2 separate regions of the Homo sapiens genome follow, and region 1 is linked to region 2. A link is an interaction called in ENCODE POLR2A ChIA-PET data of the cell type or tissue named here. Cell type or tissue: GM12878. All regions are shown on one strand. Each heading gives the region's core, and the rest is flanking DNA. Links, peaks and the distances in the headings are about the cores only.

The links. Peaks named below come from ENCODE experiments on the same cell type or tissue, not always from the same donor. Only the 100,000 strongest peaks of a DNase experiment are listed, where the experiment ranks them.
Region 1: POLR2A ChIA-PET joins it to region 2 with 5 read pairs; 1 of 35 experiments calls an interaction of 5 or more read pairs at or near these places.

The regions. Positions count from the first base shown.
Region 1 is chr17:35,879,440-35,881,939 of GRCh38, reverse strand. It overlaps CCL5 (C-C motif chemokine ligand 5), which reads left to right and starts at 1,580. Exons shown (of 3, transcript NM_002985.3): 1 at 1,580-1,710. The coding sequence starts at 1,635. The region is part of intron 1 of LOC105371745 (a long non-coding RNA gene); the gene reads right to left. In GM12878, for the core only: no CTCF peak of the experiment used is centred there; a DNase peak (open chromatin) is centred at 1,469; H3K4me3 peaks cover 435 bases; H3K27ac peaks cover 1,339 bases.
Region 2 is chr17:36,078,950-36,087,405 of GRCh38, reverse strand. All of the region lies in intron 2 of CCL3-AS1 (CCL3 antisense RNA 1), which reads right to left. Among named protein-coding and RNA genes, the nearest start is that of CCL3, 7.0 kb to the left of the region's middle. In GM12878, for the core only: no CTCF peak of the experiment used is centred there; DNase peaks (open chromatin) are centred at 4,565 and 5,115; H3K4me3 peaks cover 343 bases; H3K27ac peaks cover 1,084 bases.

The sequences.
Region 1 (2,500 bases), core at 1-2,500, 200 kb after region 2:
CCAAGGCGGGCGGATCACGAGGGCAGGAGATAGAGACCATCCTGGCTAACATGGTGAAACTCCATTTCTACTAAAAATACAAAAAAATTAGCCAGGCATTCTGGCCAGCTCCTGTAGTCCCAGCTACTTGGGAGGCTGAGGCAGGAGAATGGCGTGAACCTGGGAGGCACAGCTTGCAATGAGCCGAGATTGTGCCACTGCAGTCCAACCTGGGCGACACAGCAAGACTGTCTCAATAATAATAATAATAATAATAATATTATTATTATTATTCAGATGCCAATTTCAGCCTAGCCCGGACCAAATTGTTGCTAATTCTGAACTACTAAAATAGGAATTGATGAAGACTTACTGTATCCAGTTCTTTGGAATGCAGTAAGGACCCTAGCTCTAATCCAGAAGTTCCACATGGGTTCAGTTTTGAGGATACTCCTAACCACGAACCCTTTAATGTTGGGCAGTACTTAATGGACAGAGCACTGAAGTGGGAGTGAGGGCAACTGGGTTCTGATCCCAACTCTGTCATTCATTTGCTGTGTGTTCTTAGCAAGTCACTCCTGCTCACTGGGCCTTGGTTTCCTCTTGTGCAACTGAAGAACATGGAAAAAATGATCCCTAAAGTCCTTTGAAGCTTTCATATTCTGTAACTTTTGTGCCCAAGAAGGCCTTACAGTGAGATGGGATCCCAGTATTTATTGAGTTTCCTCATTCATAAAATGGGGATAATAATAGTAAATGAGTTGACACGCGCTAGGACAGTGGAATAGTGGCTGGCACAGATAAGCCCTCGGTAAATGGTAGCCAATAATGATAGAGTATGCTGTAAGATATCTTTCTCTCCCTCTGCTTCTCAACAAGTCTCTAATCAATTATTCCACTTTATAAACAAGGAAATAGAACTCAAAGACATTAAGCACTTTTCCCAAAGGTCGCTTAGCAAGTAAATGGGAGAGACCCTATGACCAGGATGAAAGCAAGAAATTCCCACAAGAGGACTCATTCCAACTCATATCTTGTGAAAAGGTTCCCAATGCCCAGCTCAGATCAACTGCCTCAATTTACAGTGTGAGTGTGCTCACCTCCTTTGGGGACTGTATATCCAGAGGACCCTCCTCAATAAAACACTTTATAAATAACATCCTTCCATGGATGAGGGAAAGGAGGTAAGATCTGTAATGAATAAGCAGGAACTTTGAAGACTCAGTGACTCAGTGAGTAATAAAGACTCAGTGACTTCTGATCCTGTCCTAACTGCCACTCCTTGTTGTCCCCAAGAAAGCGGCTTCCTGCTCTCTGAGGAGGACCCCTTCCCTGGAAGGTAAAACTAAGGATGTCAGCAGAGAAATTTTTCCACCATTGGTGCTTGGTCAAAGAGGAAACTGATGAGCTCACTCTAGATGAGAGAGCAGTGAGGGAGAGACAGAGACTCGAATTTCCGGAGGCTATTTCAGTTTTCTTTTCCGTTTTGTGCAATTTCACTTATGATACCGGCCAATGCTTGGTTGCTATTTTGGAAACTCCCCTTAGGGGATGCCCCTCAACTGGCCCTATAAAGGGCCAGCCTGAGCTGCAGAGGATTCCTGCAGAGGATCAAGACAGCACGTGGACCTCGCACAGCCTCTCCCACAGGTACCATGAAGGTCTCCGCGGCAGCCCTCGCTGTCATCCTCATTGCTACTGCCCTCTGCGCTCCTGCATCTGCCTCCCCATGTAAGTCCTGGTCTTGACCACCACAGCCCCTGGAGTCAGACTCTGCCTAGAATGCCTACCCCATCCCAATGACTGTCCCACACCTTGCCCTCTTTTCAACTGTAGCATGAATACTGTCTGAACCCCATTATTTACATTCTTATGAATTGTCTTACCCATATGTCCTGTTGTCCTTGAGAGATCTCTATGCTGCTTCATGGCAGGGATCTCCTGATCAGTTTTTCTGTCTTTAAGGTCTACACCCTCAAGGCCTACAGGTGTTCACTGAGTGTGGACTCATGTTGGGGAGATTAGTAGTCATGAGTAGCTCACACTGACTTTGAAACACGTCTGACTCATGCCTGTCAGCAGCAGGGTTTCTAAGAAATTTAACTAAACTAAAACTTCCTGAGACCCTGAGACAGCCATATTCTCTCTCATTTCATAAATGTAAAAAAAATTGGCTTATGAGAGGGTATGTGGCTTTATTAGAGTGAATACATTTAAAAAACAAATAAAAACAAGGAGAGGATAATAAAAGCTAATTAAATGGTTACTATGGATCAGGCATTGTGCTGATTTTGGCACATCTTTTTTTTTTTTTTTTTTTTTTTTGAGATGGAGTCTTCGCTCTGTCGCCCAGGCTGGAGTGCAGCGGCACGATCTCGGCTTACTGCAAGCTCCGTCTCCCGGGTTCATGCCATTCTCCTGCCTCAGCCTCCGGAGTAGCGGGGACTACAGGCACCCGCCACCACACCCTGCTAATGTTTTGTATTTTTTAGTAGAGACGGGGTTTCACCATGTTAGCCAG
Region 2 (8,456 bases), core at 3,176-5,675:
ACTCTACAAAATAAATAGCTAATGTTAGAGAAGGAAAAGACAATCAGCTTCTGTGTGGAGCAGGATGCTGTCTATAGGTTTACTGTGAAAGGTAAGTTATTTAATAGATGGATTGTTTGCATTATCTGTACAAGAAATCCATACTAAGCTAGGGTCCTTTTTGCAGAAGAAAGAGAAATTCAAAATATTTGTGTGAAAACCAAACGTGTTAATTTTTACGAGCTATGCTTATTTCATTTTGTTTCAAATAATCTATTTTTTGTGTCCAAACATGTTTAGAATTGTAGTGTTCCAACTCTTTAAAGCATAAACACTACTACTTAGCAAATATTAAAATGCATATACTATGTGAACTACATCCCATTTGACCTGATCCCATTTCTAGGAATCTGCTTCATAGAAACACTGCCAAAAGATAAGATATGTAGACATGAGGATATTCTTTGCAGTGTGGTTGGCAAACAGCAAAGAAATGCAAACAGTCATCAGTAGGGGATTAATCAGTAGAGGATTAAGATGTCCATCAGTGGAATATTCTGAAGTCAGTAAAAAAAAAGTAGCACACATCTATAACTGTGGAAAGTGTCCATAATATTATATGTAAAAGGCAGACCTAATTACATTCAGTATATGCATATATATTCTCTACATATGCTATGGAACTATCTGTAAAGTATATTATTTTGTTTTATTTTTAAATGCCATATATACATATATATTTACATAGGCAAATATTTGGAAAGATACACATCAAATAGCTAACTGATTTCTTTGAGGAAATGAGGCTTTTTTTTTTTTTTAGGAATGAGGGTTTTTCCTTTTTATATTCTGCACTTTTAAAACTTTGAGTTATTTTCTGATTAGCTTGCATAGCTTACCTCTCTGGTCTCATCTTACCCTATTCTTTGATGGGTGATATTCCATCCATCACAACCACTTTCTGGTAGGGATTCTGAGTTGATGCAGAGAGGATAGAGCTCAACCTGGCTTATACTGTTTTGATGCCATGATGGCTTTCATATAATGAGGGTACAGCAACAAACACGTCTTTTTGACAAGGCTGTTTCTCTCTCTCTCTCTCTCTCTCACACACACACACGCACACACACACACACACACACACACACACACACACAAGCAGCTTTTGTCCCCATAGACGCAGTGAAGGTGTCATCATTCCTTCTTTATTGGCTTTCAGGAAAAAATATAGGGGCATACAATATTTGCCTGCACTGAATTGTTTCTCAAGGTCTAGAAACCCAAAGCTAAACGAAGTTTAATCATGCCCAACATTCCCTAAATACAAGTGTTATGAACAAACAGTAAGTTGAACAAAGACCCCTGATAGGGAACTGGAGAATGGGTACTGCATTTTTAAGCAGTTCAGCTGATCTGGCAGTCCCTAGCTCTCCTCCCTGGGAGAATGTCCTCTATGGACAATCTGAGATGTGCAATGTGGAGGATCTGCTTTCTGGAGGCTGCTGACTTCCTGTCTGTGTGAGTTAGCCTGAGGTTGCCTTAGGTATTGTGCAATCAGCAACTTTTTGGAACCAGTCTTATGGTTTCTTTGGCAATGTGACTCCCTTCTAATGTCTGTAGGCTACTATTTGCTTCTGATCAATTCCATGGGCCAGGTAGCCAGAAGCAGACAGGTTGTCAGTTACATAGTTTGCATTTGCATTTTAACTGGGGTTGGGGATGTGCATTTTCTTTTTTCTTTTTTTTTTTTTTTTTTTGAGATGGAGTCTCCCACTATCACCCAGGCTAGAGTGCAGTGGCGTGATCGCGGCTCACTGTAACCTCCGCCTTCCGGGTTCAAGCGATTCTCCTGCCTCAGCCTCCCAAGTAGCTGAATTACAGGTGCCCGCCACCACACCCAGCTAAGTTTTTATATTTTTAGTAGAGATAGGGTTTCACCATGTTGGCCAGGCTGGCCTCTAACTCCTGACCTCATGATCCGCCAGCATTGGCCTCCCAAAGTGCTGAGCTTACAGGCGTGAGCCACTGCGCCCAGCTGGGGATGTGCACTTTCTAGCACAGACTGCACTACCATTGTCACCCCGACCTCCCAGCCCCTGGTGAGAGACCTCTGCCTGCATCTTGGCCCATGTGGAGGTGATGAATATTTGACGCTTGGCCTCATTATGTCTCTCATCTTCCTGTCTCTGCTCATGCTAACTTTATCTTAGAGTAGAAAATCCTGCATTTACAGCCCTTTCAGTCTTCAGATTACTGGATTCTCAGTCAACAGGCTGGAAGGGCCTTTTTAGCAAGTCGCATTTCTTCTTTTTCAATTTCAGATGAGCCCATTTCAAAGTAGCCTAAACTCTTTCTTAAAGGACCTTACTGATATAATACACAGCAACTAAATTCCAATATTCAGAATCTTTTCTAACAAATTCCTTAATGCTGCAGCCTTGGTATTTGGCACAGGCTTTTAGCACCAAAATAAGACAGACCATAGTTCAACCAGCACGTGCAATACCTTGTAATGGGTATGGCAAAAGGTAGTGCCCAGACAGGACAGCATGGTGAATATCACCTGGGAACTTGGGAGAAAGGCATATTCTGAGCCCCACTTCCTTTCTTAATAGACTAGGGCCCAGCAACCTGTGTTTTCACAAGGCTCCAGGTAATTCTGATGCATGTAAGGTTTAAAACTCACTTCCATTTCACAAGGTCCTCACCAAATTACCTCCTACTTTCTCATTTCAGCCAGTTCCACACTTCAGTCAGGGCCTGTGACTTTTAACAAACCCTGTGTCTCTGCACAGATGCAGATCTCGTATCTCTCAGGATGCTGGCAGTTTCCAGGCAGAAAGCAAACAAGCAAACCAAACTCAAAGAGGCTTTGAGTAAATGCACCTTGTGGCTCCAAGACTATAGGGCATCGAGGTGGCCCTAGCTCCAGGCAAGGCTGGACGCAGCGGCCCTGTGGTATCTCATGAGTCCTCTTTGCTTCTCTTTCTGATCTCCCTTTCCTGTGAGAGGCCCTGGGTGGCTGCCAGTACCTGCCAGTGTACATGAATCCTTGTTCATTTTCTGCAGGGAAGAGTGAGTCTGTGTTCCCATTGGAAAAAACATCACTAGGCCCTTTTGGATTTGACTGACTTAGGAACCGAATTCCTAACCAGTCGCTGTGGTTATGGGGATGGGTTTCATTGATTTGCTTAAGTTAATCAAGGCACATAACTTGAATCTTTGGGTTTACTGAATTTTACATAAACTTAAAGCCTGAGAATGGTGGGGAAGGGGGTTTGCCCTGAAGAAATGTGAGTTTCTGGCATCAGGGAACATGCAGAATAGATGCTGGTCAGGAAAAACAAGTTTTCACTATAATGTGTTTGTCTTTTTCCTGTTATTTTTGTCTTGATGATATAAAAGGCACTAATACTTTGTGTGTGGTAAACATTTCTTCTCCTATGCTCTCTAGATTAGAAACTATTAGTCGTCCACTTTCCTGAATGACTTTATTTTTAATGAGATGCTGACTTGTGTTATTTCCAGTTGCCCAATGAATGACTATTGCCCAAATCTAGGGCAAAAGAGACATAAACTCTTCATGATGTCAAGGTAACCACTAGAAAATGGGGCTACATACCCACTCCAGAACATACTGAGAAAGGTAGAACTGGCCCTGCCATAAGCACTACCCACCTTCCTTCATAGAAGCCAAAGATCGGGCACTGAGGATGCAGGAGGAGATGAGACAATTCTTAGAACAATGAGTCCTCAATAGAAATTGTCCATATTAAGGAACAGAAGGGAGTCCTTTCATAGTGGATGGACAAAGGGGTAGACAAGGAGACTGCAAGCGAAGGAGACACTTCATACTTGCCGTTTTTATTCCTCCTCTTTCCTGGGAACTGCACCCACAAAAATACATTATGTGGGATTGACCACATCCCAAATGCTAGGTGGCTCCTGATTAAAATAAGCTGATTTGCATCTTGAGTTTTTTAAGCTTACCATAACATAAGCATTTCTCATGTCACTGCATTGTTTGTAAAGGCTGCCTAATAGCCAATCAAGGGAAGATCCCATAATTTTCTTAGCCATTTCCATATCATAGGCAATTTAAATTGGGTCCAATTTTAAGTTGCTATAAATATGCTGGGGACCAAATACACTTATGCATTGTTCATTTTTTCCATATTTGAATTTATTTCTATGGAGAATAGATTCCTAGACATGGACCCTCTTGGCCAAAGGCTAAGAACATTTATTTCAAGGTTCCTTATGCATATTAGCACCCATATTAAACACATCTTTAGGTCCTTGGCTTAGCGCATATCTCTCTTGAATGAACAGATGTCTGAAAGCCTGGCTGTACTCTCATCGCTCAGTAGCTCAGGCTTTGCTAATACAGCTCTGTCCATCTGTGTGTGATTGAAGTTGGGCTGTGCTGCTCAGGACTCCTGGCATCATTGCATAAGTCAAGTCTACACCGTTAGAACAGCTGTGGGATAACAGAGAAGTTTCTGCTCTGCCAGGGAAAATATGACTACAGAGCTTTAGTGAGAAGGAAGTAGCTAAGTGTGGTCTGGGGTAACACCAATATCTCACCTCCTGTTGCTGTGGAAACCACTTCCCCACAAACAGCCCCAAGACAAGTGAGCACTTGAACTGTTCCTGCAAATACCCTGAGCCCTGTGGTTACCCAAGACCCCCTTGCATGTGCAAGTCAACAAGACACCACGGTGCTTAAAAAACATCCTGTCTCATGAGCCCCGGTTTCCATCTTCCCATGACTCAGGGCTTACCTCTTTAGAGAAGGGGACACAGCTCAGACCCCACAGCTGGTGACTGAGTGCCCAAGTCCTATCCTCTTCTGCTCACACTCTTGGGCCCTCACGTCCTCCTCTCTCACGATGCCCCCCTGTTCCTGGGCCTCCTCTCACGAGTCAGTCTTTGTCCTGCCTTTTGCTGTTGTTCCCTGCACTCTCTGGCTGGGGTCAAACCACATCGCCAAAGTCCAGGGACAGAGGTACCCAAGTGAAACAGAGAACTTCCTAAGGGATTTTCAAAATGCCCTGGGCTATCTGTTCAGGAAGATTTTCTTCCCCAAAGTGTTTTCACTTTCTATTCTATAAACCTTAAAGGCAGGGTACGGTCTTGTCCTACTTAGTGAAGGAGAACATTGAGTAGGTTTCAATAAGGGGCAGAACCCAGCTACAATCGCTTCCTGGTGGCCAGCTGAGTCATAAAATTGCCACAGGTCTGCCTCACAGGTGATTTGCAGAGATGGCCTCTTGCTGGAAAAATTTCTTCTTAGACCATATTATGTTCCCCCAGTAGAGCTGGAATAAGAGGCAGACTATCTAACTAGCTGCAATTTCTACAGAGGGAGATGGAGGCCAAACCTAAGGCTCAAACAGAAATGGAAGGGAAAAGTGGGGAAACAAGAAATCCCCAACTTCCTGCTGGTTCTTCTCACCCCCAAATCTCCAACTTCCTGCCAGTTCTTCTCATCCCCAAATCATCCCCTGAACAGTGCTGTCTCCATCTACTTCCTTCTGATTTTATCACTGGGTAGAAGGAGTTGGCTCACTTGTCCCCAGTGAAAAATGACTCAGGGTCACGCTGCTCCTTCCCTCAGAATGCCCAGGTCCCCAAGCACCCAGGCATCTGCTGCTTTTCCTAGGACCCCCAGAAGCCCCCCTAGCAAAATGGTAAATGGCAATTATGAGACTCACTGCTGGTGCCAGGCGAGGGCTGGTGCTTCTGCCCATCTCTGGAGAGAAGCAGGACTTGGAGGGTGGCAGCCTGCAAGGGCACCAGTCGGTTTGAGGGCCATCCTGGGGACCCCAGGCCTTTGAGGTCCTATCTGGTGGTGGGACACAGGGAAGGGCCATAGAGGTGTTTTCTGGCCTGACCTGGGGTCTGCAGGGAACCAGGGAAGAGCTGCCCCTGGCAGAGGGAAGAGAGGAGGAAGTGTTAGCAGGAGGAGGCTGCCTGAGGAGACCGCCTGAGCCACTGAGGTAAAGTCTAGGGAGCTGAGGTTGGGCAAAGAATCTTGAACAAGTGGATAGGCCCTATGCTTGCCAAGACAGAGATGGGAAGGCAGCATGGGACCAGGAATTCCCTTGCTGATTCCTCAATTTTTATAACTGTCTCTTTTAACAGCTTCCAGAATGAAAGTGGCTGAGGCTGGCATGTCTGTGCCAACCCCACCAAGTTCTGGTGCCAAGTGCATCATTGATCTCAGAGTCAAATCCCTGAGTGACCTGGAAGCAACAAGACACTGTTACGTTTGTGGCAGATTAGGAAGCAGGGACCCAGGCCCTAGGGACGTCCCTTCAATTCCTGAACCTACCCCTACCCAAGCAACCACACTCTGGGACTCTTCTTAACATGCATTTCAACTTATCTAGACTATTTAATTTTTGTAATGTATTTCTATGCGTTCTTGACTGCTTGTCAGAAGGGACTTCACAACACCCTCTACGCCCCTTCCTCAGCCCCTCCAGTCACACAGCGGCTGACACATATTCAGGCACATGGCTATTCTTTGTGGCTCTCATACAAGGTGGGTGGCTACGTTCAGCTTTTTCTAGAGGACATTGTTCCAAAGCTGTCAACCAACAAATATTTATAGAACATTATTTACCATTTCTATGTTCAGCTATGTAAAATAATGAATTTGTTTTGAGTAAACCAGTCTTAAACTGTTGGTGATCCTATTGGCTTTGTTTTGTGACAAAGCAAGGTGGTGGGATGGGAGGGGAAGAGTAGAAAACTCTGAAGAGGGGAAGTCAACAGAAAGGAAATGACGGTAATGCCTCTCCCCAAATAATGAAACACTACTTTATAAAACAAGGATTATTTTATAAAATATTATGCACCCAGTGTATAATGCATATGCACTAGGTAAATTCATGCTTGATATATATATTCATGCATTTAAGTTTATTTTTCTCATGGGTCAAGCTCTCTTAAAAATTATTCATTGTCCTTCAAATTCTAACAATGTCTCCAAGGGCTAAGTATTATTAATATTCCCATTTGATAGAAGAGGAAATGTTGGCTCAGAGGGTTAAAACAACTTGTCCAAGGCCATGCAGCAAATAAATAGTGTAACTAATATGCAAACCTATGAGCATTCCAGAACCACCTGGGATGGTCGTTTAAAATGCTCACAAGAGAATTGGGTTTGGATGTGGGAATCTAGACTTTTACCAAACCCCTATGTGATATACATACAGACCAAAGACCAAAAACTACTGAATTTCTCAATAAAACTGGTTTTTGTTTTTTTGTTTGTTTGTTTGTTTGTGTTTTTGAGATGGAGTCTTACTTGGTCACCCAGGCTGGAGTGCAGTGGTGTGATGTCGGCTCACTGCAACCTCCACCTCCCAGGTTCCAGTGACCCTCCTGCCTCAGCCTCCCAAGTAGCTGGGATTACAGGTGCATGGCACTACACCCGGCTAATTTTTGTATTTTTAATAGAGACGGGTCTTCACCATGTTGGCCAGGCAGGTCTTGAACTCCTGACCGGAGAGATCCGCCTGCCTCAGGCTCCCAAAGTGCTGGGATTACAGGCATAAGCCACTGTGCCCGGCCTCAATAAGAATTTAACCACTCTTTTAAAAATAAGACACACATGGTAATAGACATCTTACCTGGGTATTATTTCCCTAGAATCCATGCTCCACAAAATCAGTGGTTAACATTAGAGAAAGGAAAGACAGTCAGCCAATATATACAACAAGACTTCTATTGTGAATGCAGAATTATTTGACGGATTGCCTAGATTGAGGTTAAGAAACTATGGTCCTCAGAACAAATCTAGCATGACCCTGTTTTGTAAATAAAGTTTGGTTGAAACACAGCCACTCCTGCCCTTTTACATATTATTTATTGCAGCTTTCCCAAGACAAAGGTGGAGTCACATTGTTCTAACAGAAATGATATAACCCACAAAGACACCAGTATTTACTATCTGGCCTTCTATAGAAAATGTGTGCTAACTTCTGGCCTGTTATGTTTTTAAGTATAAGAAAGTTAGACTGAGTCAGGATTCCTGCTGTAAAATGCAAGTGGGAGAAATTCAACATACTTGTGAGAAATGCAAGATATATTAACTTTTTGATAAGCCCTACTTACTTTGTGTGTTTAAAACAATCTATTTTTTAGTATCAAAAAGTGACATTTTGATAATCGGCATTTTTGAAGAGAAATTACACAGTCTGTAGAAAAATTTAAAATTTACATACTCTTCAATCTTATTTCTAGGAATCTATTTCAAGAAACACTATCTAAAGAAACAAAGGAGGGCCAGGTGCAGTGGTTCACTCCTATAATCCCTGCTCTTTGGGAGGCCAAGGCAGGTGGATAGCTTGAGGTCAGGAGTTGGAGACCAGACTGGCCAACACGGTGAAACCTCATCTCTACTAAAATACAAAAATTAGCCGGGCATGGTGGAAGGCGCCTGTAATCTCAGCTACTTGGGAGGC